2 separate regions of the Homo sapiens genome follow, and region 2 is linked to region 1. The links are chromatin contacts, found by Hi-C or POLR2A ChIA-PET in ENCODE. All regions are on one chromosome and are shown on one strand. The core of a region is the stretch at or near the end of the contact, and the rest is flanking DNA. Distances in the headings are between cores, read along the strand shown. Region 1 overlaps NFIB (nuclear factor I B). Region 2 overlaps NFIB (nuclear factor I B).

Region 1 (5,010 bases), core at 90-2,589:
GAGACACCTATTTACATATGGAGGAGAAAATAAATGTTTGCTGAATAAATTACGTAATGAATATAGATAATTAATGTGCTAATTACAAATCAGTAATGTTTGTTATAACAAATAACCTAAAAGTTTCTAGGATATGACATTATAAGTTAAGAATGAATGAATGAAGTATATTAAATTTACCTTGGTTTTGAACTGTTCTAGAAAGATAATTTTCATCTTTGTTTTAATGTTTGAAATTCAGATTTTTCAAAATATCTATCTGGGCTTTTGAAGGTTCTAATGTGGTTCTCCTTTGACAGCCCTTAGCATAATATTACCTATCATGAGGTACTAAATAAATATTTTCTGACAGCTGACTCTACTGCCCTACTCCTAAGAAGGATGAAAATATACCATTGAACTTGAACTCAGAGAAGTACAAATTTAAGCAAATAATTTAATAAGCCTCCTAACTGGAGCACCATAAGCCTTTCCGCTAAAGAAGAGTATGGGGAAGACACACACACCCCTTCAGATAACCCCTGTCTTACCTGATGCTACAAAGTGCTACTGGTAAGTCAGGCATATTTCTTCCCAAATTAAAAGTGAAAACTTTCAAATGTTGGATACCTTTGGATATCACATATTGATCTGGAAAAACACATTAAGGTACACTGCCTTGGACAATCTCCTTGCCCATCGAATACACACCCTGGGGCTACCAGAATACAGGATATTTGTGTTTCTTCTCCTACACTGCCACCATGTAAAAAGACCCATGAGAGAAGTCTTTTGGGCATACATTTATCCACTCTAGAATTATACCAGAAAGGATAAACTACTTAAGATCTTAAACGTTCATATGTATCACTCCCTGCTATACATGCTATTTGCACTGTTCACTTTAGAAATGTGAGCTATTTGAGGAACTACGGTTCAAAAGACAGTCAGTGATAGCGTGAAGATTCCTTTACTGAACAACAAGACTCTAAAACACTGCTTATTCTTATCCTCAGTAACTCGATTACTCTTTGTTCTTTCTGGATCATCATAATTCTTATTCATGACCTCTAAATATGACCCAAATGAGAAACACAACTTAGGCAGGTATCAGAGTGTGACTACATCATCTGAATAACATCACTCCGAAGTGTGATGCATTCTATCAAAATGTCAGGTGAAAATATACCCTTCAAAGTTACATAAATAAGCTAAATCAGTGAAGGGAGTATGAAGAAAGGAGTCACCTTCTTTAACATAATTAGTACATATAGATCTGCATCTTGGATATGTTTGTACATGCTAGTAATAAGTAAAAGAGTTAATCAAGGTAACGTCCCCTTTGCTTAGGTAGCCTGCCAGGTGAGCTTAGCCTAGAAAAATCTGATCCAGCCTGCTAAGAATGGTGTCTCAGGTGAAGTGGCCAGTTAAAACAATTGGACATTGTTTTGGATAACAATGCTTTCTATCTATATCCAACTACAATCTGCAAAGTTAATTTCTGCATCCCTCTACACTCTGCACGTTAGTGTGTATATCCTGTGCATCTCCAACCCCCACCAAAATGTTAGTAAAATGAAAAAGCACTTATCTACAGGAAACTTATGTGGGTTATCATAACAACATAGAGTACATTTAATTAATCACACTTCCTTTGATATAAATGGCCATCTATGGTCATGCAGAGAACAGTGAATTAAATGAATACCAATAACATGGCAATCAGAAAAACCCCAAAATTATTTTTGTACAACAAAAAGTTTTGATGATTTGAATGCAAACATTTTAGAAAATCAAGCAAAATATATTGTTATTTCATCAAAGGTTTTAAGATTTTAATTCAAATTTTCCTAATATGTGGTCACTCTTTATACTACATTTAAGGTTCAAAATATAAAGTATTTTAAATCATACTGCATGCTTAAGTAGTAACAAAACAATTTACTTACTTCTGGATACTCTTACAAGTTCTGATACATTGAAGACTCCAGATTTTACAAAACTATCCTCAAGGTAACCTGAAAATAAATATTAAAGGAAAAATGATCAATATAAGCAGAAAGTAAAATAAATGATTATACACTAGAATTTAAGTGTTTTAAAGCCAATGGTTTGAACAAAAACCAAATATGCTTACAATAAGGACTTTAAAAAATGACTCTTAGGAATGCAAATTAGGTTTGTTTAAACAAAAATAAAAAGTTTAGATACCAAATAATCTCTTAGGAAAATTTTTTCTTCCCTTTCTAAAAGTACAGGTTTATTGATGCGGTTTGATTTGCCATGGCCCATGCATACAGAATGGTCTGTGGGCTCTCAGTGAATGCTTTTGACTCGGTAGCACCTGGTAGACTAAAGCGAAAAATGAAAGAAAGAAAAAGGAAACCACAACCACAATTAGCACCTTGCTGGAATAATGTCAAAGATCTCTTAAAGCCACCGTTCTTTTGTAAACCCTTCTCTGATGAAAGAAAAGTGAACTGCTGTTACCAGCACCCCGACCCTTGTTCCAGGGTCACTAATAACATAAAAAGCAGAACTTGTATATACAGCAAATACAGAACTTTGCGTTGACCTATTTCTGGGCATCTTTAATATACGTTGCACGATTTCACTGCTTTCCTCACCCTTGCTACTATTCCACTGGACTCCTTTTATTTCAAGAATTAGACAACTTTTCTGGCAAATGGTGGTGAATCCAGGCCTCTGGGAATGCCACATGACCCTTAAGTCACACCGGGGCAGGGTCCACAGTGGCCATGGAGCCTGCTTGCTAGCTGGTCTATGTCCAAAACTAGAGATGAGAACTCCCACAAACAACAGTAACCCTGCACCCAGCCCACCCCATTCTCATCTATGTTAAGGGGGTGTAATGAGTGTGAGGAATACCTTAGCAGGGGAGGTTATGGCCTACTTGCTTCTGTCCTAGGGTGAGAATAAGTTTGAAAATCCTCAGAATTGAAATACATCTGAGAAACAAACAAACAAAACTAGATTCTAAGAACTGGCAATTTGACTGGATTTTACATAAAGCTTCAGGGCTGACCAAGGAATTAGATGCAGTTCAGAGATGTGAAGCATGGGTAGTGCAGCAACATGGAGCACTGAAATCAAAGAGCTGGGATTTGAATCCTAGCCACAGATGACCAGTTATGAAATCTTGGCTAGGTTATTAGTCCTCTTTTTGCCTCAGATTCCTCACTTAACAAATTGGAGACAATAAAAATCACCTATCTTATAGAGTTGTTACTACTGGAGATAAAAATATAAACCCCATGATAAGCATGTTACCAACAAATTAAGATCTTAGGGCCAGTGGAACCTGCGATCAGCTATATACCGAATTACGCACACTGGCCTCCAGACAGTCCAAAATGATCCGCAAATCTTTATTCAGAAAATTTACCAGAACAAAAGGCACCACACTGCTTTTCAACCATACATAGCATGAAAAGACAGAAAATCATTCAATTAGCATATGTGTTTCACTGCTGTGAACTGAGGAGCCACTGATGTTTGACATCCACCCACCCACCTTCTTTAGAAACAGAATGAAAGAAGGAGTGAGAGGAAGTTGTAAGATCTCAGTAGGGAATAAAACAGGTGCCACATTAAGTCATTATTCTGAAAAATATATATACATTTTTAAGAGTATTATAACAAAATGTCCCAATTTAATGCACTTCTATTTTAAGAAACTCTTATTTCTTGAGCAATTAATTTTTACCAGGTTAAATTCATTTCAGTAATTATTGAGAAACTTCTAAGTAACAATCACTGTACAAGGTGCTAAAAGTCATGAATACAAAAAAGGACACTGACTGTCTTGCCTGGTCGGGGAAAGAGATGTTTTGACTCTTCTGGACCACTGTAACTTACTATCATATAGAAAGATTTTTGTTGCTTTTGTTATTGTTTATAGTTCATTATACTTTATTTTATATAGGGTAAACTTAATAAAGTAAATATATTAAGTACAAAACCTTCTTTATCTTGGGAGGCCGAGGTGGGTGGATCACAAGATCAGGAGTTTGAGACCAGCCTGGCCAATATGGTGAAACCCCATCTCCACTAAAAATACAAAAATTAGCCGGGCATGGTGGCGGGCACCTGTAGTCTCAGCTACTCGGGAGGCCGAGGCAGGAGAATCACTTGAACCCGGAAGGCAGAGGTTGTAGTGAGCCGAGATGGAGCCATTGCATTCCAGTCTGGGCGACAGAACAAGACTCCATCTCAAAAAAAAAAAAAAAACAAAACAAAACAAAAAAACAAAACAACCTCCTTTATCATGACTACAGCTCATATACTTAACCAGTCACACAAGATTATTTTTCATCACCCAATTGTACTTTGTAAATGCCTACCCTTCATATCTTCCTCCTGCAGCTCCCTGAGATGAGATGGCCCTCTTTCTACACACTCTAGTCTCATCCTTCAAAATCCAGCCCAACCACCACCCACTCTGTAAACTGCTCCTCCAACTCCTTCTACCACCCACTGGCCCAGCCAGAAATCTCCTTCCTCTGTACTTGTATAGCACCTAGTTTGTACTAATTTTATACTTTGTACTTTCAGATTTTCTGAGAGATCTGTTTTCAAGTCTTGCAGTCATTGCTGGATTATCAGATCCTTTATTTACAGAAGTGACTGGGTTTTGTTCATCTCTATATCTTCCTTAATGACTAACTCGTTGCCTATATATAGAGTAAGTACTAAATAAACACAGAACAAAATTTTAAAATTCAACTTTACAAACAGGGTCACACATTAACATCTTAGTCATTTTATTACAATGTAGATACAGATGGTTTAAGATTTATGGATAATTATACTAACCTCTGTTATTCCCTAGAACTTGTTTGCTGAAGAGTGTATTTAGGCTTTTGGGTCACATGAGAAAGAGTAATGATTAGGGTCGGATTGTATCTCTTACTTTGTTGTGTACTAATGTGTAATGTCAAGCATTTAATACAAAGTAACAACCAAAGAACTGGAAGTGTTTAAATAGTAAGAGCCCAAAAATATTTGTGA
Region 2 (5,434 bases), core at 2,475-4,974, 44 kb after region 1:
AATGACTGCAGTGAAGCCAGGATTGCAGACCAAATCTGAATTTGGAAGTTTGGCTACAGCAATCTGGATCCCAAAGCCAAAGCTTCCTCCTCACATTAGACTCCCATTCAAAGCTATCACTGTGTTTTCAAAGTGACAACACTGTTCAACTTTCTTTTCACAGAGCAGGAATCTTTTATGGCATTAAGGGTATGTATGTCACACCATGAAAAACACAATGACATTGCAAACATAGACAAAGGAATCTAGTAAGGGCATTGGGAGGAAAAAGGGGGTGGGGTATTTAAGAAAATGTTTTTTAAACTTTTTTTTTTGCAAAAGAAAATGCATAATAATAAAATAATAACTGAAAGTTCCCTATTAATATCATCCAGCAATTATTAAAAATAGAATAAATTAGCTGATATGATCCAATCACCTGGTAGGGAACAGCATGTGTCTCCTTAGTCCATTGGCAGTGCTAATGGTGCTCCTAAATGAAGGATTTTTTTTTTCTATGTTCACGCTGGTTGAACTTAATTTTCCGTTCACCTGTTTACCTGGATTAGTTTTCAGCTTAACATTCATTAAGCATCAAGACATAACAAGAGGTGCAGTGATGATGAGATAAAAGTCTCAAGGCCATTACTCCTCCCATGAGGCACTCAGGGAGGATCTATAAGTGAAAGATAGCTTCACTCGCTTGGGTTAAAGTGAAAAAATATGAACCCACTCTAGAACTTTGAAAATCAAAGAGAGCTTTAAAAAGCCGTGTGTTTATGTTTTGCCTAATTTTTCACTTTTTCTCATTAGAAGGCAAGGTCTGACTAAATGTGGGTTATTTCTGATATCTCAGCTTCTAGTTTGCGGAAGGGGGTTCCTGTTTAAGGGAGGGAATGCTGCCACCCCCTACTCTCCCCAGCAGCAGCACACTGGACACCTGAGAAGCCAAAAGCGCTACACCAAAATATACCACCTTTAATCACAAATCAAACAACAGTAATTAGGAGCATCAAGTTAATTGTGTCTACTCCCCACAGAATGTGTCCTCCAAGGCTCCTTGAAATCAGGTTGAAAGATTAGTAGTAATTTTACTCCCAATTCTCTTATTCTAACTTAAAAAAAAAAAAAAAAACAGAGCCTAAGTTCATCACTCCTACCCTCAGAACTATGGAGTCTACAAGTAAAACCTTAAAAAGAAAAATCAGACTACTTAATTAAGTGTTTTCTTAGGCCGTTTATGTAATCAGAGTAACTTTGATCTTTGGCTTCTTAATCTGTTCAAAATTTGTTGTCAAATCGTATGGAATTCCTTTAAATCCAGAATTATAAATGTTATTTTCCATTTGTCTTTTATTAATGATTAAGACAACTTGGCAGTTTGAATCCAATCAATCAAGAATGTGCAAAATCCATTTCATATACATTGGTACAATTAGATACTGACAATAAGGCTCTTTCTTACCTTCCATTTGTACTAAATATGATAAAGATAGCAAGAATACCTTAGCTATTTTCGAGGCATTTTCATCTACATTACTTTGCAATCCCGAAATAGGTTGTGCTTTATTCTGACCCTTTACAATTACCAGAAAGGAATGCAGAGCTTGACAACTTGCAGAGTAATAGAAAAACCTTGATTTTTCATTGCATTTCCCCTTCTGACTTTCTTAGGATCTGAGGGACGACCCTTAACCTTTCTCAGTCTCACTCTCCTGTCTCAAACAAGCTATAATAAAACTTTATTCCAGTCCACTGGGGTATTAGAACAATGAATCTGATAGGATGTCCCTAACACACTGTACTGTGATCTCTATAGGGAAAGTTGCTATAAAAATAAAGACACTGTTGTTATTCTTCCAATTGAGTTATTTGCAAATGGATCTTCTTGATGGAGCCCAGCCCTCCGATATAGAAAAGAAAATTCTATCAGTCCTCTAGGGTACAATTGCCTTGTGGCAATTATACCCATAACCACATTTCCTTATTACTATTTATAAAAGACTGTGGAGTTCAAGGGGAGGCAAAAAGGGAGCTTAAGAAAAAATATGCTGTTTATTTTCAACAGAAGATGCTGAAGTTGCAAATTTGGAACTCAAGGCTATAGGTAAACTTTGACAGAACATGTGTTCCAAATTAGTGTGGTGTTTCTTAGCTGTGTCAGAAAGTCAGAGGTGTCCCTGAGGCTGCAGCGCTTTAGCAAATTTTGGAAATAACTTGGGGAAAAAAAAGGTAAATTACACAGTTAATCTGGTCCTCACTCTACGAATGCTACAAAACAATGACGAAAAGGTTCACGGCTAGACCATTCTCACCAAGAAAGACAGCATATCTCGAGGTACAAAAGGCACAAAAGAAAATTAAACTGAGCTTAGGAAGAAAGTGCTATGGACAATTTTACATGAAAAGCCAAAAGGGAATGTTGGGGCTACGTTGAACTTTCCTGGAGTCTACAGACAGAATACACGTTGCCCCCTATATTCATTACCAACAGCCATAAGAATTAGTAGGTGGCTCAGGTTTAGGCACTTTAAGAATTCCATATTCCTCAAATGGAATTTTTTCAAAGTAAATAATAAAAGCTTTGCTTTATGAAGTATTAGAGAAATGGGGTTTCCCTTCCATAACAGAAATCACTAGGCCCATCACACTGCACGTCTCCAAGGAGCATGATTCACAGTGTGGGCTACGGGGAGGGAGCCTTCTAAAGTCGTTTCGGATGTTCACTATGGCATTCTACGTGTCATTAAAAAAGCCTTATAAATCATCCTAAAATTTAGAGTTTAAACCTGGAACAATTACTTGGATAAAGTTTCTTATGTTAACAGGTTTTTAAAAGTTCAATTTTCAGAAAAGTGTTTGTTGTCAGTGGAGATCTGCATATAATCTAGATTCCAATTAAACACAGAGCTCCAAAAAGACCAATTAAAGGAGAAGTAGAACAGCTTGCCGTATCATGACAATAAATGCTACTTGCCTTATTGTCATTTCACAATCAGTGACATTCAGTCCACAAATTCTAGTGAGCATCAGATTCACCTGAGATGCTTGTTAGAAATTCAGATTCCTCGACCTCACCCGCAATGACTGGGACTCGTACAGCAATGCTGGGGCCAAGAAAGCGCTCTCAACAAGCACCCCAGGTAACTCCCGCACATTGTTCTCAGCCAGTGTACAAGGGACTTGGCTGCTGATGCTTGCTCACAGACACCAAACTGGAAAGCAAAAGGCAGTATGTGACTATAGAGTCCTGAAAACACAAACAAACAAAAATGCAGTCCTTAAGCCAAAACCAATCTCCACTTTTCTCCCTCTCCCTGCCATGTGATGCACCAGCTTTGGCCAAAAATCACATGTGTACAGTGAATCCTAAAAAGCAACTAAATCCAAATCCACACTGAACCATTCTGAACTCTATCACACTTCACAGAGCTTTAAATAGAATTCTACTCAAAACATCACACCCTGACTGGCCAAGGGATTCTTTGGGTTCTGTTGCTTTATCCAAGTGATCCAAAGTGACCCAGGTTCCATTCTGCAAGTTCGCTTCTACAGCTTTTTCCAAGTCGAACACAGAAGGATTAAAAAGAAAACACAAATATTGGCATAGGTGACTTGAGGTTACTTGACCTTTCTGAAGGAAGATTTTTTGGCAATTGTGTTCTGGCAGCTCCCTGGAAGGCAAGGCCAGGACACAAAGAGGAAGACAGGAAGCCGGGAGCTGGCCATGTGTCCTTGGCAGGCAGTAGTGCGGCAGGGTGAACCACCTCATCCCTGCCAAACCAGAAACAGTGGGGAAAGCCCAGCTAATTGGCAACTCACAGCCGGCTACAGTGTACATCCTCGGCTTTAGATGCCTGATAAAGTTAAATGGCCTGCCAGACCCTAATCTACTTAAACAGGATCCTCCTTTACTTTCAAAAACTTAACTCACCCATTTGTGTTTCCTTAAGGAAGTGGTAAGGCAGCATCTTAGAATGTTAAGAGCTGGAAAAATTAAAAACAAAACAGCAAAAAAAGTAAAGATGTGTTGGAGTCTCATTATGCTTATAGCCGTTTTACTTTGTGAAAGGGCCATGTATGTTTGTGCTTTTGGTTTTAGCTAATAAGACTTCCACTTGGTCATTTATTTTTATTTAAAAGAAATTCTCAAGTCAACATTGCAGACTGATTATGACTTCAGTTCATTGGAGGATCCAGGATCCATTTTTTTTTTAATTTCACAAAACTCCTGAAGATATCCAAGGAGACTGCAGAGTTGCACCCAGTTTCCACTCAGCTATTGTTTTTACTTACACATTAGTTGGCTCAATCATATTTGCTAAGGTATTTCTGTATGTACTAGCATAAAATCACCACTTTCTGAGTCTTTTACAGCTAAAATAGGGAATCACGCAGGGAGAACAGGAGCAGAAGGGATTGTCCAAATAAACTGTTCCTTACTGCTGCTGCTAACAGAGTGAATCCAGGGACCTGGAGCCTGGAGCATAATTTTGCCCCTAGGTCTGAAGGCCTGGTAAGAGCAATTTAAAGGGGTGTGCTCAGTAGTTGGGCATATTTCCTTCTATTTTCTGTGAAACTGTTCATGCCTTCTTCAAAACTCAAAGCAAAATTTCAAATTAGCTTCTCCTCCTTAAAATATAGTAGTCAATGGTGAAATTTGATGAAGAAAATGCAAATTTCCTCTCAGAACTGGTAGAAGAGAAAGATTACAATAAACATAATCCACTGTTTTCATCAGAAGTTTCTTAAAGTCTACAGAATATTCATCCTTTAAGCAACCCAGGACCCCAGAATCTGTTTCAGTGAAGTTAGACCAAGGAATAAAACACAATACCAAAACTCACATACTCTCTGATCACGATGTGAGATAAGAAAATAATAATCCTCATGCCCAACACTAGCTCTCAGGATCGGTAAGTCTAAGTATGTGTTTCAGCTCCAAAATTACTATTTTTTTTAAAACACGACTTGACTTTCCCAGACTCTACTTAGTTGACTTTTCACACTAAGTATCCCTAGCTTTTGGAAATTCTCCTTCCCTTTTCCTTTAGGGCACCACTCCTTTCTTAGGTCCAATCCTCTATTTCTGAGGGCTGCTTTCCTGTCTTGATGGCTATCTCCTTCTCTTCTGTTGGTCCCTTATATGTTGGTGATCCCAAAGACGATCCATCCAACTTGGCCATCTTCTTGTCTTTGTACATTCCCCCTCAGCAAACTCAGCTAGGTCCATGTTTACAAATACTACCCGTTTTTTGAGAACTCTGTATCTCCATATCTAGCCCTAACCTCTTCTTTAACTGCAAAACTCCTCCTGATGTTGCTAGTGCACAACCTTTGTACACTCTTGCCTCCCCGCAACCAATCCATATCTCAATTAATGGCATTCACAGCCATTCAGTTTCCCAAGCTGAAAATGCTCATTCCAGAAACCCCAACTCCCCAAAGCTTCACA

Evidence for each region. A loop is a pair of places that touch in the nucleus more often than their neighbours do. ChIA-PET counts read pairs that join two places held with the same protein, here RNA polymerase II (POLR2A). Pooled maps may share reads with other maps.
Region 2: a loop to region 1 is called in a map of cardiac septum, with 1.9 times the contacts of the local background. The contact joins two enhancer-like sites. A Hi-C loop is called at or near these places in 8 of 168 maps with a recorded cell type or tissue (CD8-positive, alpha-beta T cell, Right ventricle myocardium superior, cardiac septum and 4 more), 5 of 37 single-sample maps with no recorded cell type and 4 of 50 pooled maps. POLR2A ChIA-PET finds 5 or more read pairs at or near these places in 1 of 52 experiments (OCI-LY7).

What each region holds. Positions count from the first base shown.
Region 1 is chr9:14,153,897-14,158,906 of GRCh38, forward strand. NFIB (nuclear factor I B) reads right to left here. Exons shown (of 11, transcript NM_001190737.2): 4 at 1,929-1,997. Among named protein-coding and RNA genes, the nearest start is that of NFIB, 160 kb to the right of the region's middle. Within about 2 kb of position 1,340, at least 3 of the 41 ENCODE cell types and tissues checked have a DNase peak (open chromatin) inside an H3K27ac peak, as active enhancers do; they include endothelial cell of umbilical vein, where a contact is called at or near this core.
Region 2 is chr9:14,195,592-14,201,025 of GRCh38, forward strand. The region is part of intron 2 of NFIB (nuclear factor I B); the gene reads right to left. Among named protein-coding and RNA genes, the nearest start is that of NFIB, 120 kb to the right of the region's middle. Within about 2 kb of position 3,725, at least 22 of the 41 ENCODE cell types and tissues checked have a DNase peak (open chromatin) inside an H3K27ac peak, as active enhancers do; they include endothelial cell of umbilical vein, where a contact is called at or near this core.